7 separate regions of the Mus musculus genome follow, and regions 1, 2, 3, 4, 5 and 6 are each linked to region 7. The links are chromatin loops, found by intact Hi-C in ENCODE. Cell type or tissue: left cerebral cortex. All regions are shown on one strand. Each heading gives the region's core, and the rest is flanking DNA. Links, peaks and the distances in the headings are about the cores only.

Region 1 (4,345 bases), core at 208-4,207, 170 kb before region 7:
AAAGAGAGAGAGAGAGAGAGAATATGTGTAGTAAAATCAGACTGTGGGGAAAGAAAACACTGGGATTGGTTGGTTTTGTTTTGTTTGGGGGGGGTTGGTTTTGTTTTTTAAAAAAAAGGGAAAAATGCCTCAAGCTGACACTGAGCTGGGCTGTCACTCTGGTTTACAAGGACAGGGATAATCGCCTGTCTTGCTCACCACCACATTTCTGATTGTGGCTTCACTCAGCACTCAGAGAGTACTTCAGAATAATTTGTTGAATGAGTTGCCTACATTCACATCAAATCAATGGCTGGGAAAGGATCTCTCTTAATATTTTAGCCTAAGTAAGTACTTCAACTTCGGAGCTAGAGATAATCACATTTTAATCTATAATAATCTTGTTTTTCCGTTATGAAAATGTTTTCCCCTTTTGAAAGTGAGCTTACTTTTTCACTTCATTGATGAAGAGAATCAGAATAAAGCAGAAAACGCTGAAGGGGGTGTGTGTAAGGATAGGTTTTATAAGTGAAGGCAGGACCCACAAAAATAAGAGGAGGTAGGCTCAGTAGGTAGTATGCTTGGTTTGTCAGCAGGAGGAGCTGACTTCTATCCTTTTATGACTTCTATCCTTTTAATGCCACAACTGAGGGGAGAGAGACAGGCAGGTCTCTGGAGCTCTCTGGCCAGCCAGCCTACCCTGCTGGGGTTGTTCTGGAGCAGTTAGAGACCCCAGCTCAAAAAAAAAAAAAAAAGGTAAATGGTATTTAAGAAATAACACCCAAGTTTGGCCTCTGGCTTACACACACACACACACACACAATGAAAACAAACAAACATGCCTTACAGGCCTCTTTGCAACTGACATTCACAATTTAATTGAAACTGGCCTTTGCTCAAGGATGCCTGAATTAGAACCACGCCAACCATGAGAAAGGACACCATCAGGACAGCCGCTTTCAGGTGAGCCACTAAGCGGGGATAGATGCCCAGCAAGGGTGACTTCTGTCTCATTTATATCAAACTCATACTTGCCCAAGACCTGCACTCACCCATACGATCCCCGACTCTGGAGTGACCAGCAGTGAGCTGCATGGATTTCCTCCCTGCTGATAACCTCTTGGGGGCACCCAGCCTTGCTGCTCGCATGGTTTCAACCTGATCTGAAGTACTTATGACAACTGCTATATGCTTCCCACATCAGGCCAGCGTTTCCCACTCGCCCAAGTCCCCTCTGCTGGAGTCATCTTGGTCTGTTGGGCCCTGGTCACCATCAGGAGGTTTCTCCAGCAGCTGTCTTGAAAAGGTTGGTGGGTTGGGCACAGGTGTACGCAGGCCCCACCCTCCTTCCTGTCACTCCACCTGTGCAAACAGCAAACCTGCCTGAATTCGTTCCATCCAGCTTGACTCCACTGGCTCATTCCTGCAGACATTTCTGCTGCTCTCAGAAGCCCTGCAGAGGCAAGCACTTCCCCAGCGTCCTAACTTTTCAACTTGACCTAGACATAGAACCTCCTATCCGCTATATCCAGTTACTCGTGTTAATTCACATGCTAAAAAGCAGGAGGTCAGCAGGGCAGGTCAGTTAGATCAGTTAGGGGATCTATGCTGAGTAAGAGGCCAACCCAGGCAGGAAAGGAGGGAGAGGGACAATTAGACAAGATCTCCCATCCCTAACAGAGACACTGTCTCCAACCGAGGGCCACTTGCAAAGGAAAAATGAGCTTTCACAAATGGACTCTCATTGGCTATGCAAAACAGTCTTAGGGGAGGCTCCATTCACGTTCAGCCGTAGATGCACCAACATGAAATGACTCGACGGTATTTTGGGTGATTTTTTTTTTGTCTCATATTGCTTTGTTTGGGCATTTTTTTAAAAACCTTACTAATCTTTTGCTTATATATTATGGTTTCCTATTTTGAGTTTGTATGGTGTGTATGTGTGTGTGTATGTGTGTGTGCACAGGTACATGCATGCATGTACATGCATGTTTGCAGAATGTGTTTCTCATGCTGTTTTGTTTTATTTTGCTTTTTAATTTGCCCATTTGTTTGTTTGGTTGTTTTTTTTAAAGATTTATTTTTTTATGTATATGAGTACACTGTAGCTGTACAGATGGTTGTGAGCCATTATGTGGTTACTAGGAATTGAACTCAGGACCTCTGCTCGCTCCTGCCCCGCTCACTCCGGCCCAAAGATTTATTTATTATTATATGTAAGTACACTGTAGCTGACTTCAGACACACCAGAAGAGGGCGTCAGATCTCATTACGGGTGGTTCTGAGCCACCATGTGGTTGCTGGGATTTGAACTCAGGACCTTTGGAAGAGCAGTCAGTGTGCTCTTACCCACTGAGCCATCTCACCAGCCGGCCAGTTTGTTTTCTAAAGAGAGAGAGAAAGAAGGTGTGGAACTGGAAGGGTGGGGAGGTGGGGAGAATCTAGGAGAAGAAGTGAGACGGGAAACAGAACTGTGAACGGAATATATTACATGAAGAAATATTTATTTTCAATTAATATTTAAAAAAGCAGAAGACCAAGACATCTACTTCCTTCTAATGTCAAGAGATCCAAAGTGGCATGCGAGAACAAACACAGGCTTACACGTTAACCTAGGACAAAACAAACAGACAGACAGACATTCATCTCTCGAGATCCAAAGCCTCACAGGACTCATGCTTTCAAAAGCAACAGCAACTTAATCTAAATCTCTCACGAAATGCATCGAGAGAGACTTTCTCTTCCCAGATCCAGGAAAGAGATAATCTTTCCATTTCTAATTTTATGGGACCACGATGAAGAAGAAGCAACGCGTGCGTGCATCTGCTTTCTGTTCTCAGTGACCAGCTGGACAGATGGTCCAGAATATCATTAGTTAAGAAAGCTCCCATTCATTACCACAGAGTCCTCGGGCAGGCTGGGGTGGGGTGCAAGAATGTCCCAGAAGGTGTTATTTGAAGAATGTGTTCGTGTCGAAGACATGAGTCCATGTGGTGGATGTGGGGGAGGAAGAACAGACAGCCTGTTGTGATCAAACAGCAGCCGCGAGTTCCTCAACACTGGCACGTCCACCAGACACTTCCGGCTCCTGTTCTACCCACTCGGTCGACAAAAAACCAGGGGGAGGTCCCAGTAGCTGTCATGATCCCTCCATTCGAGACACAATTCCTCCCAAACAGAACTCTCTCCCAGGACACGATTCCTCCCAAACAGAACTCTCTCCCAGGAGGTCGACCAAAGAGAAACTGCCATTTTGTTGGCTTCTTAGCTCATACAGAATATGAAAAAGGAAACAGAGGGTCTGGTGTATCTGTCTCAAAAGCTATGATTCCAGGCTGAGCTTCCCTTAAGTATAACTCACCACCCCATTTGGCCAGGAGACAGTATATGAAGGGGTGGCCAGTACTAAAGAAGTCCACGAGAGGAGCCAAATCTGTCCAACTGTCCTGCTTTCTGTATCAGATCATACCCCCGTTCCCAGCTCAACTCCTCGTTCATAGCCACCAGAGGGACTCTGATGGATGGATGACTTCTGCGGTCCTATTCATCTTTCTTCCCCCTCGCCTCCCCACACCCTGCACTGAGCACCGACTGGGTACGAGATGTTCTGTCAGACACCCACAGGGTTACAGGGAAGTGAGGACGTGCAGATGCTCGGCTCATGGGTTTACAGAGCGAAGTTTGTGAGTGACAATCAATCAACGCTCACAGCTTCTACACAAATCAGTCTTCAAAACGGCTCCTGCACTGACTTCTTCGCTGTAGCCCTCGGACCTGGAGAGTTGTGCAGAAGAGATCAGGGATGCCTTAAGAATGAATGAGGAGGCAGAATCAATCAAGAGGCAGATAGGGAGCATGGAGCAGGAAATCAGAGAAAGGATGGGCCCAGACCGTGAAGGATGTGGGAAGCACATCCCTGCTCATCCACCCCCCGGCGGTCCCCACCGCTGTCTTCCATCTCTCTGTCAGCAGCTGCTGGGGCTTGGAAGAAATCAAAGGCAGGGTCTCCAACTGCTGCTACAATGGGCCCTGAACAAGTCCCAACTTCACAAGAACTTACAGCAGCCTGCGTGCTGGGCTACCTGCTCTAGACTTCACACCTAGGCTTACACATCTTCCTGAGGCAGGCTTTGCTTTCTGCCATCTGCAGCTTGGCAAGGTGAAGAAGCCACTGGCCCAAGGTCACATTGCTGACTAGTGACAGGACAGGAACATGATCTAGACCACGTCCCTTTCAGGATCAGGTTCTTGGGTATTTTACGGGAAGGGCTCCTTTCTATACCCTGACCAAGCCACACTTGAGACTGTCCTAAATTAACTGTCCCCGGTTATCCGGATATGGGAACCAATCCCAGGTCACTGGGAA
Region 2 (4,345 bases), core at 93-4,092, 300 kb before region 7:
AGCTGGAAATGCACTTGACACGGAAGTATGTAGATCTGAATTCAGAGTCCCAGCACCCATATCAAATAATGCCTGGTGTGGGGGAGCCTGTAAACTCAAAGTTGGGGGAGTCAGTGTCTGGCAGAACCCTGGTGTTTGCTGGCTGGCCAGTCTAGCCAAATCAGTGAATCTGCCTGTAGGGTCAGCGAGAGATCCTGTCTTAAAAAAGCATCATGATTGAGGCCAATCCCTGACATTGACCTCTGATTTCCACAGGGGCCAAAACACAGAGGTACACTCACCTACATATACCCCTCACACACATTCACACAAAATATTGGTAAAAAGATTAAAAAGTGAGTTTTGTCATTATGCTAAATGCATAAATTAAACCCTGGGCCCCTTTGTAAAACATTAAAGGTAGTCATCTTTTCTTTAACCATCCCCAGAAGGAATTCCATCTTATGTAAGTGGGTGGGAGAGAAGATCTCTAGTGGGTCCTTCCACTTTCAATAAAATACAGTGGCCAAAAGAGGGGGAGCAGTATCATTCCTAAACCCATGAAAATAAAAATAAATGTGAAGAATGACAGGAATGGGACAGGTACAACCCTTCATTCTCACTATTGGTGAACATCTAATCCTAGGTTCTTGTAGTGGCTACTCCGGGTTGTCAGCTTGACTATATCTGGAATAAAGGACAATCCAGAATTGGAGGGCTCACCTGTGATCCAGAGCTTGAGGCTGGAAGGCACAGGTTTCTGACCTGGATCTTGGCATGGAGATCTTGAGGCACAGTGGCCATGAAAAGCTTAGGCCCAGGCAAGGTAGTACACACCTTTAATCCCAGGAGACTGAGGCAAGGAGAGCTCTGAGTTCAGGGTCAGCCTGAGATAAAGCAAGTCCCAGATTCAGGCATGGTGGTACACACCTGGATCTGGGCCACACCTTCTGCTGGAGGCCTACATAAAGACATTGAAACAATGAAGAATTGCTTTTCTTCGACTGCTTGCACTTACTGGCCAGCACATCTTTTGGAACCCACTTCTACAGAAGACCAAGTGAAACAACTAGCCTCATGGGACTGAGCAACTACTAGATTCTTGGACGTCCCATCCACAGCTGCCCATTGTTGGGTTAGTTGGAACTACAGACTGTAAGTCATCACAACAAATGCCCTCAGTATAGAGAGACAGTCCGTAAGTTCTGTGACTCTAGAGAACCTGACTAATACAGTACTCATCTGGTTCAGATCGACGCCAGAGCAGCTTTGCTACATTCTACTTTTCTGTATACTTAAACATATTCAAAGTGAAAAAAAGAGTTTTCAAAAGTATGATAAGTATGGGGAAGAAAACACCTAAGGGTGGAGGAAGCAATGCATCATGGTCCAGTCATGGACCACAGTCCAGAAATGGAGAACCTGGAGCATCCTCATTGGATGTTCCGATGTGAGGAGAAGAGGTTGGGGGAGAACAAGAGCATCAATTATGATCCAACGCAGAGGACATCACAGGATGCCAGGGAGGCCTACAGTGACAACACTCAGCTGGATACATCCTCATGTCAGGAGAGGACCAGTGGAGCCAGATCCACTGGCAGTGTAAGGTATAAGCTTCTGCTGACCCCATAGAAAGGACTTCTTGCATCTAGAAGCAAGTGGGAACACAGGATAGAAGACACAGCAAAGAATATTGGGTAGAAGGGATAATGATGAAATTGAGTGCTTGGCTTTTTTTTTTTTTTTAAACCAGGTAGTTTGCTCTTCTTTGGTTAAAGAAATAACTACATGACTAATTCCCATAGCCCTCCTTCAGAACAATTTTGTAAATGCTGTTCATTTTTTAACTTACAAAAAAGTTGCAAAACAGCTCAAAAGCTCTTTTTTTTTTTTTTTTGGTCCCTCCTGCAAGTTTCTCTAATGGTGTCTTACATAACCGTGGTTCAATTTTCAAGAACAGGAGATTAACTTTCACACATATTATTAATTAATCTATAGACCATAATAGAATTCGACTCTATTCTCCATCATTTTCTGTCTTGGGACCCTACTCAGGATTCTCCCACAGTGCCTGTGGTGGTTTTATTCTTCCCAGTCTCTTCCTATCTGCAAAAGCTGCTCAGTCCCTCTGGGTTGGCGTAGTGTCTTCACACAAGGGGAGTGAGGTTCTGCGTTGTCAGAAAAGCTCAGTGATGTTGTGTCCCTCTCAGTGTACTGCATCAAGGGACGTGTGATGTCAATGTGCCTTTCGCTGGGATGCTTCCCTCAAGCACACTTGGTTAAGTGGCTATGTGCCGGTGGCCCTACTATACAAAGTCACCGCCCTTCCCTCTGAGGATGAGCCCATGTCTCTTTCCACTGCTGCCCCCTGTTGGAGCTTCTGTGCGTGCATCCTGTTCCTTATGATGGTGCCTGCCTCACGGAGACCCTGATTCTCATGCTGCTTCCATAGTTACCATTTGGAGTTCTACTTAAGAAAGAGTTGCTTGTTTCTCCTCGGCAAAATTATTTATACCAAGACAGACTGTGAGTATTTATTTGCTCTTATGGTTTACCACTCAATGCTGCCATATTTTCTTTAGGTGGGGCAAGCAGTGCTGAGAGAAAACCCAAGGTCTCATATAAACAAGGACACGAAGCTGTGTCTCCAGACTTTGGGCTGTGCAACAGGGCCTTCTAGACCACACAGGCTTCATAGTCAATAAGCTCCTGCCTCCGCCTCTTAATGCTAGGATTATAGGTGTGTGGAACCACAGTCATACAGCAATACTAAATTTCCATTAGGGTAGAAAACTACTCAAAAGCAAACCTTTCTAAGTGGTTATGAAATTGAATTTACCCATGATTGTGATTAGCCATCACGACTGACAGTCACCTCTCAGTGGTCTCTTCTTGGATAGTTGATAGATAGCACTGTTGAAATTAGGAATTGTCCACATTTTGTCCATTATCACTCAACAGTTATTAAAACGTCCACAAAACTTAAGCCACCATAGAGTTTCTAGATCACTGTGTTAGCACAAAGCCATTGCAACAACTTTATTCATGTAGATTCGATTGTTTATCTTAAGAACAGCTTAAACTCAAAGAAACTTAGCGTTCACGCAACCATTGACAACACTTACTGCTTAGTGCTTTGTTTATAGGCAATGGCTAGGCTGCCTGTAGAATAATCACCTTTCAGATTCAAGAAGCAACCAAGAACTGATTGCTATGCCTCCGGCTGTGTTTGTGATATTCTTATTGGGTATAAAAGTGAAAGGTGGACTGGGGACATAGCTCAGGTCGAAGGGTGCTTGTCTAACATGCAGTAAGACCTAGGCTTAATCCCCACCATTGTATAAACTGAGCATGTTGTTATACACCTGCAGTCCTAGTACTCAGGAGGTGGAGTCAGAAGGATCATCCTCTATCCACTACATAGTGAATTAGAGACCAGTCTGGGATACATGAGATTCTTCCACAAAACAAACAAACATACAAACAAACAACAACAAATGGAAGAGAGAAAGAAATAAAGAAAGAACAAGCAAGCAAAGAGCTATGATTTTCTTTGCACTCAGCCATGCTGGTAGACAATAGGAAAGGCGTGTGTGTGTGGGTAAGGAAAAAGTAGCACTCTCTACATTAGGATGGATGACTTTGGAGATGACTCAGGGGCTGCTGGGAATCCAGCATGGATGGACAGCTTTCCCAGTCAAGGAACCCAGGCAGAAGCAGGCAGGGTCCACAAAATCACGTCTCTGTCCTTCAGACAGGTGAGTGAGCATCAAGCATCATTTCAGACAAAGTGTCCCTTGCTACCCAGGGGCTCTCTCTGAATGAAGCTGCTGAAATGGTTCCTACAACAGACATTCTTCCAGCAAAATCAGATCATTGCAATCGTAAGCAAAGCAAAAAAAACGCAATTGAATTATGCTCTTCAGGATATGAAAGTACCGCATGGAAGATGGCGACTGGCTACTCTTTTTCTTCAGGGAAGTCAAAAGGGTCACACTGGAGAACAGGTTTCAGTCCTCACAAAGAAAATCCTGGTGATCGCTGAAGTTGTTCACTGTCAGAATCACTTCCAGGCAGTTAGAGGGGGTTGAACTGTGGTGAGCACACAGATATTCTGAGGAAGGCTGCCCCCACCTCACTAAGTATCAAGACAAGGAGAGGCTGGAAAATAACTATTCCCTGCCTCTAGGGACAGCAGAGCAGCAGTTACTTCTGGGAAGCAAGCTCCTTCCTTGGAAAGTTGCCCTAAAAAGAAGCATCCTTGAAACATAGGGGAGCTGGTCAGCAGGATTGAGGGCAAATTACAAGTGAAGCACAGAGGGACAGTTAGGAGCAAAGCTACCGATGGCTGAAGATTGTCTTCTCT
Region 3 (4,345 bases), core at 249-4,248, 400 kb before region 7:
CCAACTCAGTTTGAGTCAGAGGATCACGGATGTTGAATACAATACTCATATTGTCAATCATGCGCTAATTTCACGAGTTTTGTAAGTATCAAGCAAGTCTGTTCAATAATTGACCTAGCAAATTAATCTTTCCCCCCCATTAGTTTTTCACTCTTTAGCATGACAATATCAGATACACTGTCAGAGAAGAGGCCCCTGCAAACTTCCCCTCAGGGATGCATCTGTCTGTTCGCCCTCCCCACCAGCCCACATACTCTCCCCCCCACACACCCCCAGTTGCAACCAGGTTTCTATTTTTCAATTTCTATACCACAATAAGAAAAAGGGAGGAAGGGCTCTGGTTTTCCGGAGGGACCACACAATCTGAAAAGGTACTTTTTCAACATCATTAGCAGTTCATCTTCTGAAACCTCAGGGCAGCCCCTAGGCAGCCCCCCACTCCCACCCCTACCCCCACCCCTACCCCTCTCTTTTGGTGTCGGCTTATCAAATTAATGAAGCCTATCTAGATGGAGGTAGCCGAAGAGCAATTCAATGCAAGCCCCTCCTTCCCTTTCAAAAGAAGCACAGAGGGGGAAAAATTAGAGTATCTTTCCTAAAATGAGAAGAACAAACAGGGCGTTGGGGGTGGGGTGGGTGGCTGAGATTGTCTCCCAGTTCAGTGAAGGAAGGAGAGGTGGGTGTTGGCTTTCTCCCTCTGAACGTTTGCACGGTAAAAGGGGGGTGGTGGGGGTCATTCATTTGCATACTGGGCAAGTCAGGGGCACATTTCCTACTTGGCAATGCAGAGCTCTGGGCAAGGACTTCCAGTTAAGAGTTACAAAACTCCTTGCAACCTTCCCTCTCACCTTTTGGTCATACACGTTCCCTCTGTCACCCTGTGGTGGGTGAGGGTGAGATCTTTTTGACCCCGTCCAGCTGTGCAGAGCGTTGGCAGGTAGCAGAGGGTTAATGATCTCGCTTTGGGGCAGCAGTGGTCTACATGGCACAGGGCAGAGGCAAGGCTCTAAGAGCCTCCCATTCTGCCTGTATCTAGAGAGGTAATTTTCAGTGTGACTCACAAAACATCAACATCTCTCATCACACCGCTAACCTAAATATAGACAATGACTTCAAGGAAGAAAAATAGTTGCATGCTCTTTTATACCTGTAAACGCTACAGAGCTCCCTCAACAAGCACTGGGCAATGAAGAACAATGGATGAGCATGGAGATCCGAAGCAGGAAGAACAGAGCTGTGCCTGTTCTAGAACAATCACTGAGAATGAGGCCATTACTGTAAGCTCTGCTTAACATCAATCCTCCTCACTTGTAAGCCAACGTTGAGACAGAGGTGTGGAAACAGTTTTGTGTCCCTTGTCAGCTTTTCCATAGGGAGGGATGGGAGGGGATGGGGGCACATCTGCTGCAGATGTTTCCAGCTAAGTGGCTCTGGTCTCTTCACCAGTGAGTGCAGGTCTCTGGAATAAAAAGAAAGGGACACCCTTGTCCAAGGTGCTTCCCTCCCACCCCTAAGAAGACTGCACTGTGGCACCTGAGATAGTCTTTGAGAGTGACTTCTAGGCATCCCAAAAATCCCTTTGTTACATTGTCCAAGCCCCCTCCACTTGTGAAAGCTGAGGTGGTCAGGCTCAATAGTGTCTGGAAGGGCTATTTTGTCTTTCTTGGGTAAGTTCAGAGTTGGGGGCCAATCTTTGACTAGTGTGTTCATAAGAGTTCATACCTAATTCTTATCAGCTTGGGGATTATTCTTCCTGCTGCTCTGCTGGAAGCTTTTATGAGCATGGATCCCACATCACATTGAGGGACCTCGGGAAAGGTACCTGAACAAAAACCTTAAGTACAAACAGCGCAGTGGTATCGGCGATTAAGACTCAATTGTGGGCAATCCATCTGCGGAGTGGTCACGTGCCTCTCACATATTTCTTATGCTCTTCCTGTTCACGCAGTAACTATCTGCATGGGAACAACTGCTCAGAGGCTCCCTGAGTGTAGCATAATTGCCTGCTGTTAGGGAACCAGCAAGCCACTTCAGACTTAAGCTGCCCAGAACTCCATCATTTAGCCTAAAACACAAACCCACGCTCTTCTGTGTCAGTAAAGCAGCCCTGAATGCGGCCATCAATTTGTTCCTTCAGAGAACACACACACCACTCTGGCAGAAACATATTCCACCACTAGAAAAGGAACTCGGATTCCTTGGAAAAAATAATAGCAGACAAGAGTAGAAGGAACAGCAACTGCACACAAGCTACAGAAGGCAAGCCATCAGGACACATGGCAAAAACCACACCAGAACCAAAACCAAAAAAACAAATCAGAAACAAACACCGACGGAAGAAACCTAACATGAGCCAGGACAAGAAGAAAGTAAGCAAGAAGCTCTAATTTAAAAACAACAAACAAACAGCAATGATTTTGGCCAAAGTAGAACCTTGAGTGACAAGATCAATGGAAGCTATGCATGGCAGCCAGGACAGGGACACCTGGCACAGTGGGGTTCTGCTCTTCTAGACCTCAAGGCCAAGTTACAGCACAGAGAACTCGAGAGGTGCGCACATTTAAAGGCCATTCAGTACCTGTCCACCTGGGGATCCATCCCACAGTCACCCTATCCAGACACAATTGTAGATGCCAACAAGTGCTTGGTGACAGGAGCCTGATAAAGCTGTCTCCTGAGAGGCTCTACCAGTGCCTGACAAATACAGAGGCAGATGCTCTCGGTCAACCATCGGACTGAGCGCAGGGTCTCCAATGGAGGAGCTAGAGAAAGGACTCAAGGAGATGAAGGAGTTTGCAGCCCCATAGGAGGAACAACAATATGAACTAACCAGTACCCCCAGAGCTCCCAGGGACTAAACCACCAACTAAAGAGTACACATGGAGGGACTCAAGGCTACAGTCACATATGTAGCAGAGAATGGCCTTGTTGGACATCAATGGGAGGAGAGGCCCTTGGTCTTGTGAAGGCTCGATGCTCCAGTGTAGGGGAATGCCAGGACAAGGAGATGGAAGTGGGTGGGTTAGTGAGCAGGGTGAGGGGGGTGGGATAGGGGGTTTTCAGAGGGGAAATGAGGAAAGGGGATAACATTTGAAATGTAAATAAAGAAAATATCTAATGATAATAATAATAATGATGAAAGTAATTAACACACACACAAAATAGAAATAAAGACATCTGCAAATGTGATCATCACAGTATTTCTGAAGTGTAGGTACCGCAACTGGACAGGAACCTAGTTGTCCCGTGATGTGCAGGCGATAATACTGACAGCCATGTCCTTCAGCAAGGAAGACTGGCTCCTTCCTACCAAGGACCCTGAATTGGGTTCATGTCGAAGACACTAGAAGACGCTCACAGCAATTTGCTTCCCTATTGGGTGCTAGCTTCCCTACATAGATTCTTGGAAATAACACGTGCTAGCCTAGGTGGGTGCAGTAAAAATTTATAAAAGCCTTGTGGGGAGGGGAAGGAGAAAAGCAATTTGGTCATAAAGAAATATGCCCAGAGTCATTTTTTTCCAATCCAATATCTTTGTTAATTAAGCATTTTCCAACCTAGGATGAGAATACGAACAGCAATCGAATACTATACCACTCATTACTAATAAAACATATTTATGAAATGGAAATATAATGTGCCTATTTCCAAAATGTGGTTATAAATGACTGACTCTAAGCCACAATTTAAAGTGGTTTGAGAAATGAGTCTTTAATAAAGAATTGATGAGAATGATGAGTGCTGAAAATAATTCTATTTGGTGAGATTATGTGGCTTGCTTATGGCAATTTGAGCCGAGGTGATTGCCTCAAATATTACGGCAAGTAACTAATATAGGGAAATTTAATTGATGATAAATACAGTGGTTGTGTGTAATTGAAGAACCCTGCATCTTCTTGTGCGTGCACTAATTACATCCAGTCACTTTGGTGCTGTCAAGGTGTGATTTATCTGGTATGTTTGTACGTAGTAGGGATTTAAAAGGTGATTGAATAAGTGCCTGTACTTAGTCCTCACTGTGGCTTCCTACATATGACTATGGTTAAGCATAAAGCTATTGACATTAAGAAAAAAAAAACATGGTTCGGGTTAGAACCACACTGCATCTGTGACGGTGAAACAGAAGGTCAATGTGTCAGAATATCCAGATGTTAGGACAGATAAGGTCTCAACATCAATTAGAGCAAGTTCTGTTTTTAATGATATTTAGTATTACACTAATAGGCATTTGATACAACCTCTTGGCTTTCCCTTTGTGTGACTTTGAATAAGGAAAGTTCGCTATCAGCACAGACCTGGGCAGATCTCTCCACCCCACCTCTCTCTCTCTCTCTCTCTCTCTCTC
Region 4 (4,345 bases), core at 263-4,262, 280 kb before region 7:
ATCACTTACAAGTCTCTAGTAGAAAGGGGGGCTGCTTTTAATACACAAGGCTAAAAGCAGGTCCTTAGAAGTTAGTTGGAGTTTCAGATACCCGTTACTTGACACCCCCTAACTGCTACATACCTGGAACAAACTAACCTAAGCTTTAGTTCCCTCAAATGCACAATTATGATTACACTCCATGTCACTGAATTATTTTGAAGATTACAAGTGACTATGTATGCACCTATGTATACATAAATATATAAACACATCCTATAGTATCTGGCATGTAGGAAAACTCAAGGAGAGCTAGTGCTATTTTAGGAATAGGATTTTTAGAACAATAGACTCTATGAGGACATTCTCCAGCAATTTACAAGAGAAACTAGATGTGCAGGGGGCAAAAGCAACCTGGATGAGCCTTCCCCCTCTAGCCCACATCTTCTTCACTTGACCAGTGAGAACAAATGGTGGGCCTTAAGAGAAAATATTTCGGCTTTCAATTAACTGCTTGGGAAGGCGCTAACAACTGTATTTAACCGCTCTCGGGCAATTAGAGCATGGCCATCACCACATCTGCTATTTGCTCTTCAGGAAGCTGCTTCCAAGACATTTAACATTCATAGGTATATCAGCTCATTATTAATACCCTAGAAAGCCCCCATGGCACGGTTAGCTACGGCCTAGGATTCAGTATATAAGAAGGCTCCATCCTGGTTTCCCTTCATGTAAGAGGATTATGAATGGAATTTCCCCAAAGACAACGTTATAAAGTGATCTTAAACATGTAAGGAATTATAGCAAAGCTCTGAGGCATAAAAGTTTTTCTAGAAACTTCTTTTCCGCCATCTCAACCCTCTAACTCGGACTTTTATCTCATTATCCTAGTAAATGCTCACACAGTGCCGCGTGGACATGCAGATGCTCTGAATCATCCCAATCTTACCAGGGAGACAGCATGCATGCCGTCCTCATTGTATGTGTGAGGAAACAGAGGCGCTGGGCAGATAAACATGGGATCGCAGAGTCAGAGCTGGGACGTGAACTCAGGCAGTGGCACTTTGGGGCTAAGCTTTTACATGGTGCTCCCTCCTTTCCTATCTGATGCCATTCTGCAAGTCCCCAAGTAGGGACCGAAACCAATTCCTCCGAGCCCTTATCAGACGATGTTTTATCAGAACTGGGCTCCTGCTGTTTTAGGGCTGGGTATTGGCCCATGCACTTGTCTGCTGAGAGCAATGTTAAAAAACAAAAGAGACCATTTTCAGTGACTATCGATTATTTCAGAGATTATGTCACAGACAATGTGTCACAAGAAAACCAGCCAGCCTGCCACATAGGCAGATAACACAACTTTTATACCTAAGACACTTTCAACATTTGACTTTATGGAACTATGACCAAAATGTTCTACTTTCAATTTACAAGTATAATTACTCAACTACAGAGTCCATAATTACAAGTTCACAACATCTCTGAGTGTTGCTTGGGGAGAGGGAATACTCCTTCCTCTATTTTCCAGGAAGTGCTCATGATACATAGCAACCTAGCTTGTCTATAGTGCTCAGAAATTGGGTCAAATGCTAGTTGAAGCTGGGCATGACACATGTGTCCATAATCTTGGCAGCTGGGAGGCTAACACGGGAGTATAGCAAGTTAGAGGCTAACCTGTGCTAAGTCTGAGAGCCGATTCCCAAAAATAAAAATCAAAGGAAGAGAAAGCAACATCCAAAAATTAAAATCTTACACACACACACCCCAAAAAGTAAAAAAAAACTCTTCTAGTTCAGTTCAGGTGTTGTGAAAGTAATCTTTTTTAGACACGAATAATATTTATATTAGCATCTAGTATACACTGCAACACAACCATTTCATCTGTAAAGTTTAGACTTGCAAACTTTGATTTTTAGTAAGTCTACAACTTTGCGCTGGGCCACATTTGTAACCATCCTTGGCCCCGTGCAGCCTCGGGTTAGTGTTAGATCAGAAAGGCAAATGATTTTCCGTAATGTGAGTGGGTCTCATTCAATGAATTGAAGGCCTTTGGAGCCAGGATTGATATTTGTAAAAGAAGCAATATTCTGCTTTAAACCTGGATCACAGAAAACCCGAAGACTTCCAAGTCAAGACTATAACAGCCATGCTTATCAGGACAGCCCACCGGCTTGCTCTCTAGGCTTTGAACTTAGTACATCCCACACTCCCATTAATGAGCCAATTCTGTTTAAAAATATCTCTCAGCCAGTCCTGTCCTCCCTCTTTCCCCAGCACATGCTAAGTAGCTACACTCTAAAAAGCAGAAATAGAGCTACCTTCTAATGGTTTTTTTTGACAACCCTACTTTAAAAAAATTACTTATTTTTATTTCCTATGTATGGGTATTTTGCTTGTATGTATGTATATCACCTGGGTGTAGTACCACGGAGGCCAGAAGAGGGGGTCAGACTCCTTGGAGTGGGGATTACAGAAGCTGGGAGCTGCCCCGTAGGTGCTGGGAATTGAAGCTGGGTCCTCTGTAGGAGCATCCAGTGCCCTTAATTGCTGAGTCAAGTCTCCAGCACCCAGCTTTGTTCTGTTAGGGGTTTACAGGTGTTTGGCAAGATGTGAACGGAGCTGCTGTGGGGGAGACTGTCATCTGTTATCAGTACTGTGACAAATCAACTTCCTTCTCTCTAGAGTGAAAGAGCTATTGGTTCTGTGTCTCCGGGGCACTATAAAGGCCCCAGCATCTTTCTCCCTTTGCCTCTCATGCTGGTGGTTGAAGCACAGGGGTGCAGAGATCCCACCTCCATCCTGATTTCCCAGTGGTTCCTATGGAGAAAGATGGAGTGGCCACCTCCTGAAATAGTACATCTCTATGTGATAGTCTCTCCCCACTCCCCTGGCTTCACGATGAGATATTTGAATCCACATGCCCTCTGGGAATGACTGTGGTTTGAAGGCTACAAAGACACACATGCTGGTCAGTTGCTATACCCAAACAGTGCCCCAGAGACTCATAGCTGCCCTGCTCAGCAGTGGTTAGCCCAGTCCTGTTGTGCTTACACCAAGGACTTCTGTGTTTTCTGGGCCAGCCAGAAGGACATTGAAGGGGTAGTTCCTCTAACAGATGGCATTTTGATAACCTTCTCCTTCCACTATGGTGGAGACTGACCTCACTTCTTTGATTGATCCTGTCTTCTAGCCACACACAGGTTTGGTTTTACAGGTCTCATTCCACTTGTTGGAGACCCTTCCTACTAGGGCTTCCAGTTTCTCTTGGTCACAGTTCCCAGAGCTAAGCCCCAGTGGGGAAGCACTTGTTTCCTTAAGAAGAGATCTGGACCAAGCCTCAGATCCTTTCTCTCCATCCTATGCTAACCTTAAACCACTATGCTTTGTAAAAGGCTGGAGACCAGGGGGTGGGGATGGGGGAGTCAGAGTAGGGAAATCACCTTGGCCCAGAGCTCTCTTGCTTTGGCTTCCTCCATAGCAGGCTGGCTGCCTAAGTGTTTATACCATCCGCTGATATGAATGCACTAACACGAAGAACAGCAGCTACTGCAAGCATGGAAGCAGCAAGGACCAGAAAACAGATGCAGAAATGCCAGGGCGAGCGAGGCTCCATCCTTTTCTCTGCCCCATGTCTCCAGGGAGGCAGCAGTTGGCCAGTTTAGGCCACATGACACTGCTTTCTCTCTAGATTCTTCCTTGCTATCAAACCACTCCATCCCCACGTTTCTATTTCAGGGGCTGACGTAGGCAGAGTTGTGGAGGAGGGAGCCATCCCCTCCTAGACTTTAGGCTTCCCTTCCAGCTGCTTCTGCGTTTGTGGGGGAGGAACAGGACGGCTGCCACGACTCTAGCAGCTTGATGAATGCTGCCCTGGTCAATGTTTAACTTAACAAGAGCTTTTATTGCTGACTTGTGTTTGTTCTTTTCCTCCCCCAACCCCCAGGTCTAATAGCAAGGAAAGTTTTGTAAGCAAAAAAAACAAAGAAGGTTACCAGGAAAATTCTTGGTAGCAAAGTCTTGCGTTGAAAGGAGGCAGAAGGGGGCTTTAAGCTCCAGCTTGGGAAGGTTGATTGTCACAGGACTATAGAGATCCACAGGCAGCCTGCCATGTGTGGGTGTCAGAGGCCCTCTGTTCTGGGTACCTCCTGGCTTAAGTGTAGAGAGGTCATCTAGAGGCAGCTCAGGAAATGATCAGGTTGCGGACAGAGATCAGTAAGTAACTGGGTTTTTAGAACCCTTATTTATTTATTTATTTATTTATTTATTTATTTATTTTAAATCAGTCATGGTTGTGTGCATTATAACTCAGAGAGAGGGGGGGATTGAGAGAGATTGAGATAGATAGATAGATAGATAGATAGAGTAAGTA
Region 5 (4,345 bases), core at 230-4,229, 310 kb before region 7:
CATGCCGCCATCATGAAAGCTGTGGACTAACACACCTCCACAGTGAAGCTGGGCAATGTGACCAGTGTCTGTAGAGGCTCGCTGAGGTCACAGAAGCAAATGACCCACTGATAGAGCCTAAAGACTCCGTCACTTTCCTGTAGTAGTTTGATTGTAACTGCAGGATTTCGACAGTGTTCCTACCCACCCTGTGGGTGTTCTGCCACTGACACAGAGATATACAGACATAAGGCTCTGAATGACAGAATCAGGATTACAGAATATTGGCACAGCTGACTTCTTAAAATGAAGGCTTACAAAAAATGGATTTTAGGAACTCTGGAGACCCTGAGAAGTTGTATGTAGAGTTTTGTGGGAGGCTTAGAAAGATGGCTTGGTGTTTAATAAGAGTTTTGTGATCTTGTTTTGTTTCGCTTTTTTTTTTTCAGAAAGAAGTCCAAAGCTTTTTATCAGATTCTTAGTATGACTGCCGGATCTCCAAAAGTTTCAAAACCAGACTCCTACAAGTTACTTAATAAGATTTGCTAGGTACAACTGTAAAGTTTTGTGTTTTGTGTCAAGAAAACTGTCTCTCGAGTACCTTTGGTTTCAGTCATGTCTAATCTCCTTTAACTCTGGGCTGCACTCATGAATATTAATGAATGTAAGGTCTCCAATCCAGGGAGATGCAGGCATGTTCTGCTGCAGTGGCCTCTGGGAGGCCGAGCATCAGGTGCCACGGAAAGCCACCCAGGAAACAGGTCACATGGGAGAGTCCGGGATATTTAAACAGAGAGTGAGAATAGTGAGAGGGCAGGAAGGGCATGGCTCGCCCTTATATAGCTGGTGATCCCCTGGTACGAAAAGAACTCAGTTTACCCCGTGTAGGTCTAGACGTGAAACTAAGATCATGGTTCCTTGTAACAGGGAAAAGACCCCATCCTCCATCTATGGAGGAGCTGGCGGAAAAAGCGATTAGGGAGATCCAGCTGCCTCCAGAGGCTAATGAGCTTCCTGTCTCTTGAACTTTCCCTAACCAGGCTGCATGTTCATCTGCCAGGGATTTGTAAAGGTATTTTTTTTATTGGGTGGAAGTTAGGAGAAAATGACCTCTTCTAATGCTATGAGCCTTCTATTAAGGTTTCCTGTGTCTCGTTAGCATTTCTTAGTCAAAGGCTCATACATTATTTTCCATTTGTGGAACAGACACTCAAGGCAAATCACTCGAAAACGAGAAAAGTGACTCTAAGTTTTGAGCTTTACACATTTTGTTAAAGCCAGGTGTACCTGGGCGTGGCCAGTGCATGTGCCTCACACCTGTCACTCTTACGAGTTTCTAAGGTTTTATCAGAGGTGGCCCCACCCTCCTACATACCTCAGTTCAGTTAATGTATGGGCCACTTCGATTCCCACCTTACCCTCTCCAGTCTATCCTCTGCAAGTCATCTCAGCACTAGGGAAGCAGAGGCAGGGGGATCTCTGTGAGTACAAGACCAGGCTGGTCTAGATAGTGAGTTCCAGGCCAGCCAGGGCTACACAGAAAGACCTGTCTCCAAAAAAACAAACAAACAAGCAAAAACAAAAACAAAAAACCCAAATAGCCAAAACAAAAAAAAGAAAAAAAAATTCAGGTCACGCTTTTCCGTCTAAATTTCTACAGATTTTCACATTCATCAAAGTTAAATTTGTCACATGGCTTAGGAGATGCTGGTTGGCTTTACACATTTTGGCCCCACCCTCTCCTGTAGCAAAGCTCTCTTACAATTATGACCTATGCTAACTCTGCAGTTCCCTGCCTGTACAGAGGGGCAGACTCCCAGGATTGAGGTTGTCCTGGCCACTCTGCCTCCCTGCCATCTCTTTCTCTCACTTTCATCTGTTTGATCTTCATGGTGCCCCTTGTCATGATGTATAATCCCCTCGCCTGTCACTCCTCCCCTTGGGCCACCTTCTTCTCCACAGGAGTGTAGACTCGGTGGTAGTGACCTTGCCTGGTTACTTCTTAGACGGCCGAATCTCAGCCAACCCCTGAGTGGTTTCCAGGATGGACTGGAGAAACAAAGGGTACAATGAATGAGCAGTCTCCTGGACAAGTCTGTTCCCGGGGAAGCTGTGTATAGCCCCAAACATGTTCTTCTCCTGGGTCTTAAACATGAATATGTATTCAGTCTTCCTCCTTTTGGAAGTGCTATACAGATCACAAGCCCAAGAATTTTGGAATGACCCTCAAGAAGCTCCTTCACAAAACTGAAATCCTAAGATTAGAGAGAATTCTTTCAGTGAAGAGAGAGAGACACTGCCCGAAGCCACAGTTTCCTCCCCTGCACCCTGGGGTAAAATCCCCCAAGGGTCCCTAAGACAATCTCCCCGTCCCCACCACTGCTGAAGGCTCTCAAAAAAAAAACATTCTGGGAGCAAGGAACAAGAGATTCTGAGATGGGTGACTGAGGAGGTGGGAGAGACTCCTTCTCTGGAGTTCTTTAAAAATAGAGCAGCCATCTGGGATGGTTTAGATACGGCCTCTCTGAAAGGCGGGGGATTGGAGGGGGATGGAAGATCTAAGGCCCATCTCATCTTGGATTTTCTGATATTTCATTTTCAAGTTTTACTCATGGCAAGAGCCTGAAAAGAGCTAGAAATTCACTTTTTTTTTCTTTTCAACCAATCACTACATCCCATTTTGCTTCCAACGGCAATTCTGCTGTCTCAGTAGCCCCCGTGCTTCAGAGGGGCGATTTGGATGTTATGGCCTTTTGTGTTCCATAGGAAGTTTGGGTGAAACTTGACTTCCATTCTCCCTTTCAGAGGAAGCTACTATGGGAGGTGTGTTTAGATGTTGGGAAATGATTGCTGGGGACGTGCAAATCCAGGCTTGGGTCCTGGCCATGCCACTGGAAAGGACAGAGCAGGAGGAAGCAATGGCTGGAGGAACTTGGCCAGGCTCCTGTGGGCTGTGGTGCAGTCCACACTGGGACCTGCTGCAAGAGCTTAAGCCTTGGAAGCCTCGTTTGCTGTAACTATTGCTTCTCCATTTTGTTAGCTTGATGGAATTAAGCTCAATAAAGCCGACGTGTGTAAACAACAGAGAGTGTGCTTTTCTGACAGGAAGCCATTTTCTGATTCTCCTCTTGTTATTCTTGCTTTTTGCATCAAAGCCTCAAGGTCAAAAGAATAATGGATTTTAAGACCTAGAAGGTCACATTTTACTATTTTTTACCATAGAGGCCACACTGGAAGAAAAAAAAAAGAGCCTTGTTAAATTTGTTCCTCAGCAGTATTTGCATGCCATGACTATTTTTTTTTAAACTCAAATAAACTTGATTGTGATTATCAAATACATTAATTTTAAAATGCTCATTGCAAGAACTCCTGTACCTAACAGACTAATGCCCAATCTGAGGCAAGTTGTTTATCCTTAAAGAACACAAACAGCTTCTAATGATGACATTAAGTCAGTTAAGAGTGTCCACTGCTTTGGGGGAGGGCAAGACCTCAGTTTCCAGAACTCATGTCAGGTGGCTCACCACTGCCAGCTCCCGGGGCTGTGACACCCTCTTCTGATCTCTAAGGGCATCTATGCTCATTTGTCCATACACATTCATACAGTCTCACACGTAACATAAGTAATGAAAATAAATCTTTAAAAATATTGCCTTTAAGTCAGATCAAAGGGTCTTCACAAATCAGATTTGGAAATTGATCTTATCTTGTCACATGATTTCAGTCACACACCTATAGCCTTTCCTTCCCTGATTGGTCCTAGGACAAGGGCTGAGTGTCTATGCATTTGGTCTTCAGGGTCTGTGAGCACTGTTACTTCTAGAACTTCAGTATCCGAGGGTCAAAGGCAGAGTACGGATTCCCTGAGGTGGTTATTTTCTTTGTTTTGTTCCTTTTGCTTTTCTTTTCTTTCTCTTTCTTTCTCTTCTTTTTCCTCTTCTTCCTCTTCCTTCTCCTTCTTCTTCCCTGTTATCTGACATAAGTTGGGATCACCTGGGAGTAGGGGATCCTCAACTAAGAAAATGCCTCTATCAGATTGGCTTGTAGGCAGGCAAGCCTATGGGGTACTTTCTTGATTAATAGTGGATGTGGGAAAGGCCAGCCCACTGTCAGTGGTGCCATCCCTGGACAGGTTTTATTAGAAGCAGACAGAGCAAGCCACTAAGCAGAGCTCCTCTATGGCCTCTGATTCAGTCCCTTCTTGCTTCCAGGTTCCTGCCTTGAGTTCCTGCCCTGTCTTCCCTTCACGCTGGGCTGGAAGTTGTGAGATTCCCTAAATAACACCTTCCTTCCTGAGCAAGCCAGGACACTCCAGACCTTACCCCTAGGCTAGACCTCAGTGGGTAGAGCACTTGCTCAACGTGTA
Region 6 (4,345 bases), core at 116-4,115, 540 kb before region 7:
TCTCTCTCCTTCCTCTCGGGGGTCAGAGACTGTGGCTGCTCTGTTTTGTAGAACTGTTTTCCCCCACAGTCTGTCCTGAGATGTCTCGAGATGTCAGCTGGGCCTGTCTGTTCAGTGACAGGTTCTCACCACAGCTCATCTGAGTGGCTGCTGGCCTGGATGCACGCTGTTTGCTTTGCTCTTTCTTCCTCCTGGATTCCTGGCTCGCCAATTCTTCCCGCTCTGGTGGTGTTATTCAAACATGCACCTGCATTTAAGCTTTGCCCAATGCTGCCTCCCACAAGGACCCTCCACATCCATCATGCCTCCCATGCCTACTGATGTGGTCCTTCAAACCTCTTTCTCCTCCACTCACTGTGTCTGCCCATACTGACACCCCAGTGGCCAGGGTATCCTAATACCCTTTCCTAACAGACCCCTTCTTAGGTGCAGTAACCATACTGCCCCATTACCATCCTGATACCACAGTGAGACTTGGTGCAGACATCTTCAGCAAATCTTCCAGCTAACGGTCCTTGGGTGGTTCTGCAGCCTCAGCACCATGGACCCGGTGAGCAGGATCATTCTTTGTTGTGGGCTGTCCTGTGCAGTATAGGATATTTAGTAGCATCCCTGGCCTCTACCCACTAGGTGCCAGTAGCATCCCACTCCTCAGCTGTGACAAGTTTTTAAAAAAAGTCCCTGACATTGTCCACTGTCAATGGTGGTGAACTAAGCCAGACTGAGTGCCTCTGTTATGAGGTAAGCATGCCCAGGATGGCCCTGTGTGGGCACACCCTGGCTCCTCATTTGCTCTGCCCTCCCATATCTCCAGAATTCTTTGATCATGATTTATCCTTTCCCTCCTTAAGCATTCTTACTGCTGTTCCTTCTGCTTACACTCCATCACACACACACACACACACACACACACACACACACACACACACACGCACGCACGCATCTTTTCCGCACGCACGCGTCTTTTCCCCAGACCATTCTCCTGACACTTGGTTTGCTAGCTGAATCAGCACTCTGCATCTCTCTTGGTTTTAGCCTTTCCTTTGTTTACCAAGCCCGACTCTCACACTAGTGTGAACCTGATGCCCATTTTCTGCCTGGTCCAGGGAACCTTTCCAGAGTTCACCCGACTCTCTGACTTGCTCTTCTGTAGTGACTTTAGGCAAAGTCCGAGCAGAGCTATTTAGTTTTATTTTTAAAGTCAAGATACTCTAGAAACCACAGGTCAATGTTCACAGCAAGTTGTCAGCTTCCTCAAAACATTAAAAAAGAAAAATCCAGTATCTAGCATGTAGGAGTGCTTTTTCCTGGGGTTTGCCACAGACCCGGGCAGTGGTTTTCAAATCTGAAGTGTTTTTTGGATGCGCTGTTCTTAGGTGGATGTGAATCTGTGTAGTCTCTGTGAGTAGCCTGGTCTGGAATTGTTAGTTCTGAGTGGGTCAGGGCGAAGGATTCTTTTGTATTCTTGTACTTGTGGTTTTGAGCTGTTATGTGCGCTGCTTCTTGTCAAGGACTCTTGGAGATGCTCTATTTGTTGATCTCTGAAACACTACGTTTTTATAGATCATTTAAAAATGATCCCAGCAGACTTTCCCCCACCCACCACTTCATTTCTAACTGACTTGTTCCAGTTTTGATGCCGTGCATCCTTGGGGTAGTAATACCTGAGAGATCAGAGTGGCTTGCCTCCAAGCGGCAGATACAGTCCTGGTACTCTTGGGACTTGCGCCCCCTTGTGGTTTGACAAAATAGGTTATCAAGACCCGTAGGTAGAATTGAAGGCCCTGCTCTGACCAGGTGACTCTTTAGGCGCCTCCTCCTGCAAACTAGGGGTGTACCAAATCTGCAGAGAAGAACGTGAGAAACAGACTCGGGGAGTGAAGGGAAAAGAAGGGTTCACTAGGTAGCTTTGTCGGGAATTTTGGCCCCAGGTATTTTTGGGGGGTTGAAAAATGTCAGTGACCGAAATTCTGAGAATGTTTTGCCAAAGTCTCAGGAACAAAGGCTAGAACCAGACACAGCCTAAGGGCAGCAGGAGGAAGGAATACATAAAGGAAGAAAACAAATAAAAGCTGGTGCCTGAGCTTTGAGGTCTGTTGCGGCCTCTGCTGCACCCTCCTGGCCTCCTGAATTACTCCGGATGGGGGCGGGGTGAGGGGGTTAGGGGGTGGGGGGAAGGGCGGGAGAAGGGAGGGCCCCGCTGGGGCTAGTAGGTTTCTTGTTTTTCAGTGTCACTTTCCTTCCTGCTGGCCTTGGCTTGGCCTGCGATCTGGTCAGATGAGTATTTTCCTGAGTCATGTGGCCACAGGCTGGAGCTGCAGTTAACTGTTGGCCAGACCCCCTCGGCCCAGATGAAGGCTCAGCGCTGCATTTTAAAGTGAGGGGGAACCTCCTGGTTTCGCAGTTGGTTTAATTGGCCAACCTTTTCTGAGGGCTGGAGATAGAGCTCGCTCGACCTTTTCCTTTTGGCTTAACAAACCCCTGAGAGACATGGAGGAAAGCACACTACTCCACGGTTTCTCAGCCCAAATGCTGTAGGTCATGCAAACGGCAGATGTCTTTCTAGGTTCCATAGGATCCTAGTGACGGGACTGGGGCAATGTGTTCATGCACAAAATAACGTGGAAGTCTGAGTGACACACTGAGCAAGAGGAACTAGGCAGAGAAGCTTCAGGAAGGTCTCTGGCCACTCTTGTGTTAAAAAAACAAAACAAAACCCAAGAGATTCCTGAGTTCCATAGATGTTTATTTACACGCCCCCCCCCCCCCCGCCAGCAAGTGCGCGCGCGCGCGCGCGCGCGCACACACACACACACACACACACACACACACACACACACACACTCACTCACTCATCTGAACATGAGACCCTCCACTCTAGATGCACATCCAAGCCAACTGCTGAGGAGGTACTGGTGGGTGAAGGTGAGACTTAGGTAGCCTACAGCAGCACTCATCTGTGTGGTGCCCTCAGGTCTCTCTCCTGAGTCTGTCTGCTGGTCCGTCTCTACCAGATATTACCCAGAGGTTCCTCTGGTGAGAACCTGGACTTTGTTTTATCGGCTAGTCACCTCTCCAAGGTTCCGCCTATCCTCCTCTCTTCCTTCCCGCCTCTGTGGATCATCACAGACTTCTCTCCTTCCTGGACAACAGTGGTGCTCACCTTGGCCATCAACTCATTCATTCTCACTGCTCAGGGATCTTCAATCTCTGGGATGCAGTGAATTTGGTACAGTACAGGGATGATACAGACTAGGAGTGTAGATAAGGCATGTTATCCCTGCCAAAGAATTCAAAGGCACTGCTGGGCACGGTGGTGCCCTTCTTTAATCCCAGCACTCGGGAGGCAGAGGCAGACAGCTCTGTGAGTTCCAGGCCAATCTTATCTACAGAGCAAATTCCTGGACAACCAGGGCTACGTGGAAAAAACCTGTCCAAAACCAATCTACCAAACAAAAACAGATTTAAAAAAATGTGATGAACAGCAAGTACCAACAGGGAAATCTCACCACAGACAGAATTAGCAGTTAAGGTTGTCATTTATTGTGGGTTGGGAAAACACACACATGCAGCGCACATAGAGAAAGAGACCCTCTGTGAAGGAGAGAGGGGGGGACTCTGGAAGCTCAGAAACTCTAGTCTCTCCTAGAGGCCTGGGGGTTTGGAGGCCTTGGAAGAGAGAGTCTTCCTCTCTTACTTTAGGGCCAGTGAGTTGAAGATGGGCAGGGTGGCTGATTGGTACACAGCTGTTGTGACACATCCTGATCAGGCTTGAACTTGTTGAGTCAGCCCAGTAGCAGGCTTCTTTTCGAAGGCCAGGAGGGTAAGGAAGAAGCCAGCCATCTTGGAAATTTGCTGCCTTTATTACCTAGTGATGACTGCTCTGTGTGTCTGTCTAGGGAGCCTGTCTAACTTCTGTTTTTTTTTTTTTTTTTTTTTTTTTTTTTTTTTTTTAACTGAAATAATAAAGCAAGCCTTGGAAGTTCAGTGGATCTTGGTTTCTGGATCTGTAAAATGGGGATCGTTTACAACCGCATAGGAGTCTTGTGTGAGTTCTGAGAGACTGTATGTGCTTCCTGATATAGTAAGAGAGCTGAAGGAAGCCCAGAAATCTGCCCATTTGTACCACTTCCGATGGTGTAGCTGTCTGAGGAGTGTTCATTGTTGACTAACTGAGAGGCTCTGCACCGGGTGGTGCACGAGGAGTGGGGGTTAGAAAAGTCAGGTGCAGGGCTGCAGACATAGCTCAGGGGTTAAGAGTGCTTCCTGCTCCTCCAGAGGACCTGGGAGTTGTCTGCACTTTTGTCTACACAGTTGTTTTTTTGGTTTTTGTTTTGTTTTGTTT
Region 7 (4,345 bases), core at 74-4,073:
CAAGGGCTTCTGGGTCCTTAAACCGACTTGGGCAGGTCGGAGCATGACAGATGTATTTCTCTCTCAGTATACCCTAACAAGGACAAGGCATGGTGCCTCCTTCACTGCTATTCAATCTCTGCTTGGGTAGCAGTGTCTAGATGGGGATAAGCAGTCACCAATCGCCAGGCACAGACCAGCGCTTAGAATACAGTTTTAAATCCAGTCCCACTCCTACAAAGCTCTTTTCTACTAGAGTATGGCTCTAGTCATCTGGTGGCCAGCAAGAGTTAAGAAGCCTCCTTAAGTGTTTGGGGTGACAGGGTGTCGTGGTACACGCCTTTAATCCCAGTACTCCGGAGGCAGAGGCAGGAGGATATCTGAGTTGGAGGCCAGCCTGGTCTACAAAGTGAGTTCCAGGACAGTCAGGGCTACACAGAAAAACCCCGTCTTGGAAAACAAAAAACAAAAAAACAAGAACAAACAAACAAACAAAAGTGTTTGGGGTGATAGCTGGGAATCCTGTGGGGGAAATGTGGCCTCGCAGGACTACTGTTCTCTTCCTGGAAGGGAAATGACCTTTCTGACTCAAATGAGAGAAGCTGCTGTCAGCAATTGCTCGATTCACCTCCGGTATGTCCGTGGATATCTCAGCGAACTTCCATTGTTGTCTGTAAGGTAGTCCAATTCTAACCATGAAGTTTAACCAGCTACTAAATGGGGGAGCCAGGACTTCAACTTGGCAAGCCTGACTCCAAAGCTAATGGTATACACTCCTGTCTCAGAGAGTCGCAACAGAGACTGGGTATAAATCACAAGAGGATAAATTCCAAATAGAGGAAGGAGGTCTCTCACAGCTTTGGCAAAGCCAAAGATGGGAGCTCAGACATCTTGATGGCCATTTACTTGCACATCCAGTTGTGCCCCTTTCCCTTCTAACTTGGTGCTAGCGATGCCAGGTCTGTCCTAAGGATTGTAGACAGTTGTTTGTGCTGTCTGCAACCCCCACGCCCCCAAGTGAAGCACTATCTTAAAATAAATAATCAAGACTCAGAAGGCTAAGTATCACAGCCTGTGACTGATAGGCTGGTGAGGTGAAGGGTTGGGGAGCAGGGTGGGGAGTCGGGGGACGGTATTAATAAATTCAAGGTCACAAAGCTCCCACCTGCCTATACACCTTCACACCAGGTTCTCCTGCAGAGGCTGGAGGCTAGGTAAGACATCTAGACTCCAGGTGCCAGCACAGGCCAGCGACGAAGAGGGGACAAGGTCCTCAGTGACTCCTCCTGGGGGTGGACACGCGTGGATGCCGGGGACAGATGTCTACTTGGGAGCCTCCTGCTGCTCAGAGGCAGGTCTCCAAGCCCCGTGGGAGGCTGGGGTCAGAGGTGTGTGGGACTCCCACACTAGGGTCGCGGTTCTCCTATGGCGGGAGCCAAGGATGCAGCAGCTCTTCCCGGGGACAGAGACCAGAGGGAGGGCGCCCTGCCCAGGGCCGCCGAGGCCCTAGAGGCTTTGTGTGTTTGGAGCCAGAGCCCCCACTTCCCTTCCCCGCCTCCTTCCCGCTCTCTTTCTCCGGGACCTAAGTCCCAGTGGAGGTTCCAGCAATTAGCACGCAAGGAGGGGGGCGGCCGGGGGCGGGGGGGGGGGCGGCGGCTGCGGGAGGCGACAACCCCGTCCTTGCCACCGGCCGCGCTTCCGCCAGCACTGCCTTCGTGCGCCACCTACCGGCCATCTAGGAACACTGCAGCGTCTGCCTGAACTGTTCCTAGGCAGATCTTGATCTCCGTGGACAATAGACAATGGGATTTTTTTTTTTTTCCTGAACAATGATTTATTTTAGGGGGTGGGGACAAGGAGAAAGGAGGGAGGAAAGGAGGGAGGGAGGAAGGAGCACTGTGTTTGTCATCGCTTTAGAAAAGAAAAAAAATCTCTGTTCTGTCATTGTTTCTGCATATCCATTATATGGAGGACAAAAGAATCCGGTCCTGGAACAACAAAGCCAAGGGAAATGTTTTCCGTGGCTGACATTTAATTGTGAGCACACGGTGCTGCATTATCATGGGGAGAGACTGGAGTAGGGGCATAGGCTGGCTTCAAAAGCCTGGGTTCTTTGCTTTAGCGTGTCCCATTTTGTATGGCCTCAGAGAGCCTCACTCAGATTGTGTGTTACACACAATTCCATAATTCTATAGTTTTTCAACCCACCGCAGGGATTCCTTGTGGATCATTTCATAGCTCCTCCAGAGTCTGCTCTTTTGCAGCTTGCAGAAACAGTCAGCTTTTCTTCACAGCCTTCATATGGATCCTTAATAAAATAATCTAATCCAACACACACACACACACACCGCTATCCTACCAGAGCTGTTGGAGACATTGGAGAACTTAGTCCCAGCCTGTCATTTGACAGATGAGAGAGGTGAAATGCTTATCCAAAGCCACACAACTAATTAGAGATAAAGGCAGGACAAGATCTGCTTTGCCCATCCTGGTCTTTGTGACCTGCCTCTTGCCGTTTTGATGCCCAGCAACCTCTGGCCTGACCAGTTCACAGCCATGGTCTCTTCCTTTCTGGCAGCCATTGAGCTTCCTTGCAGGAAGATGGGTGAAAACTGAGGGGGTGGGACGGACAGGCTTCCTAGCTCAGTGGCAATTCCTTCATTTATTTCTCCTTTATACAATGAAGGGGGCAGTATCTTTATTGGTTATTTTTTGTTATGATAATATGCAAAACTGACTGTAGCTCTCCATAACTCTCCAGAAACCATTTCTCTTGTGATACAGGGTTTGAACTCCTGTGATATAAGAACAAGGAATGTCTTCCATCTTTGGGACTATGTTTGGCAGTCTTCTGATAAAGGGGGCAAGTGGCTCCCCCCCAAAAAAACTTCAGTAATTCAAATTTCTTTGCAAGACCCTGTGATATTATTATTATTTTTATTATTAATTATAGGGGAGATGCAGACCACTGATCATGTGCTAAGAAATAGACACATTTTTTTCTTGTACCAACTTGCAAGAACATCCCACCACAGCTACAGTTGCCTTTAAAGTCCTCCAGTGTCACACTAAAACAGTTTCAAATAAGCCAGGCACAAAAGCAGCCGGCATGCCTTACACATCGTTCAGCCTGTTTAAAGCAAACAGACCCACCCCACGGTCCACAGACAACTAGTCAACAAGCAGGCGAAATTTCCAAACAAAAGACCAGAACATTCCGGAGCTCTCTTTAAACTGTCTTCTAAGAGCTGGAGAAGGAAACACTGGGTGGGCAGGCCGTGCCCGAACCTTTCGGCTGGGCTTCCGCACTTGTAGAACATTGGTTTATGCAGGGACCATGTGACACGGTAACAGAGAGCTCAGATCTCTAAATCTCGTTTTCCTTTGTGTCATCCTCCCTCCACCCCCTCCTGGATGGTGAGTCACCCGTCTCTGCAAAAAAGATCCACAGTTCAGTGATGTCCTAGGTGACAGCCGCATGCTCTGCCTTGGAGATTCCGCGCACATCGAGTGTGATCGACCGAGATAACAGAGGTTGGAAAAATCTGTGAAAGGGTTGAGCTGTTCCTCAGATGTGGGACATTATTTCCACAGGTTCGACAGTCTGAAGCATGAATATTACTCACTGAAACACTGCCATAAGAATTAGGAAAAGAAATCAGGACCGATTTTTTCAGGTAGGTGTATAAGGGTCCACATCGGGGATGAGGGGAAAGCCAATCACAGAGCTCATCCTAGGGAATGCGTTCCCCTCATGTTGCAGTCTGGTAAATGCTAGAATCTTGGTGACTCATTGCTTCCCCGATGTCCTTATTTGGTAGCATGCAAATAAGGAAAAAAAAAAAAAAAACACGATCGTTTCAGATTTAGATTTCCTCAAATCGTGGTGTGAGCAGCTATTTTTACTTTTGCTTCAATCACCATTCTCAGTAGTAGAAAGTTTATTTAGAGTTGTAAAAAGCTGCTTTTTTTTTTTCATTTGCAGGCTAAATTTAAATATGGAATTCAGCAACCGAAGAACTCTCTTGGTCAGATCCAGCAGTCATGACCAGGAAGTCCAGTTCTGCTGGTATCCGGCTGTCTTCCCTAGGCAGTTCTGATTCCTGGTACTTTACAAGTGCGAGCTTGGAGTCTGTCTCCATAGCGCCTCCACCTGGTGTGCTTTACCTTGCCCACAGATGCACTAGACCCAATTCTTTCACTTCTGTGTGGACTACCTGCAGGTCCAGGGACATGATACTTATTTTGCTGAAAGCAAAGACTAACTGAGGTAGCTCTCTACATCACATCCTGCATCTCCACATCCTTGGCTGATGCCAGATAAGGACGGTACCTACCCTTAGTGTCCCCAGTAGTTGTCACATCC

The links. Peaks named below come from ENCODE experiments on the same cell type or tissue, not always from the same donor. Only the 100,000 strongest peaks of a DNase experiment are listed, where the experiment ranks them.
Region 1: a loop joins it to region 7, with 6 times the contacts of the local background. A loop is called at or near these places in 8 of 42 quality-filtered maps.
Region 2: it touches region 7 in a loop (3.0-fold over the local background); 8 of 42 quality-filtered maps call a loop at or near these places.
Region 3: a loop joins it to region 7, with 1.9 times the contacts of the local background. A loop is called at or near these places in 2 of 42 quality-filtered maps.
Region 4: a loop joins it to region 7, with 2.3 times the contacts of the local background. A loop is called at or near these places in 3 of 42 quality-filtered maps.
Region 5: it touches region 7 in a loop (2.7-fold over the local background); 8 of 42 quality-filtered maps call a loop at or near these places.
Region 6: it touches region 7 in a loop (2.9-fold over the local background); 4 of 42 quality-filtered maps call a loop at or near these places.

The regions. Positions count from the first base shown.
Region 1 is chr3:52,026,834-52,031,178 of GRCm38, forward strand. All of the region lies in intron 1 of Maml3 (mastermind like transcriptional coactivator 3), which reads right to left. Among named protein-coding and RNA genes, the nearest start is that of Maml3, 76 kb to the right of the region's middle. In left cerebral cortex, for the core only: CTCF peaks have their summits at 575, 2,259 (motif pointing right) and 3,465; DNase peaks (open chromatin) are centred at 2,960 and 3,566; H3K4me3 peaks cover 724 bases; H3K27ac peaks cover 320 bases.
Region 2 is chr3:51,892,390-51,896,734 of GRCm38, forward strand. The region is part of intron 1 of Maml3 (mastermind like transcriptional coactivator 3); the gene reads right to left. Among named protein-coding and RNA genes, the nearest start is that of Gm46803, 190 kb to the left of the region's middle. In left cerebral cortex, for the core only: a CTCF peak has its summit at 2,350 (motif pointing left); no DNase peak of the experiment used is centred there.
Region 3 is chr3:51,797,812-51,802,156 of GRCm38, forward strand. The region is part of intron 2 of Maml3 (mastermind like transcriptional coactivator 3); the gene reads right to left. Among named protein-coding and RNA genes, the nearest start is that of Gm46803, 92 kb to the left of the region's middle. In left cerebral cortex, for the core only: no CTCF peak of the experiment used is centred there; a DNase peak (open chromatin) is centred at 2,034.
Region 4 is chr3:51,912,571-51,916,915 of GRCm38, forward strand. The region is part of intron 1 of Maml3 (mastermind like transcriptional coactivator 3); the gene reads right to left. Among named protein-coding and RNA genes, the nearest start is that of Maml3, 190 kb to the right of the region's middle. In left cerebral cortex, for the core only: a CTCF peak has its summit at 2,415 (motif pointing right); DNase peaks (open chromatin) are centred at 2,585, 3,026 and 3,707; H3K27ac peaks cover 1,204 bases.
Region 5 is chr3:51,883,211-51,887,555 of GRCm38, forward strand. The region is part of intron 1 of Maml3 (mastermind like transcriptional coactivator 3); the gene reads right to left. Among named protein-coding and RNA genes, the nearest start is that of Gm46803, 180 kb to the left of the region's middle. In left cerebral cortex, for the core only: no CTCF peak of the experiment used is centred there; DNase peaks (open chromatin) are centred at 2,485 and 2,885; H3K27ac peaks cover 1,305 bases.
Region 6 is chr3:51,650,689-51,655,033 of GRCm38, forward strand. It overlaps a transcript of Mgst2 not described here. Among named protein-coding and RNA genes, the nearest start is that of Mgst2, 8.3 kb to the right of the region's middle. In left cerebral cortex, for the core only: CTCF peaks have their summits at 626, 1,732 (motif pointing left) and 1,935; DNase peaks (open chromatin) are centred at 602, 1,730 and 2,260.
Region 7 is chr3:52,194,823-52,199,167 of GRCm38, forward strand. No RefSeq gene overlaps it. Among named protein-coding and RNA genes, the nearest start is that of Gm30074, 17 kb to the left of the region's middle. In left cerebral cortex, for the core only: a CTCF peak has its summit at 1,725 (motif pointing left); DNase peaks (open chromatin) are centred at 1,779, 2,089, 3,376 and 3,742; H3K4me3 peaks cover 1,540 bases; H3K27ac peaks cover 1,752 bases.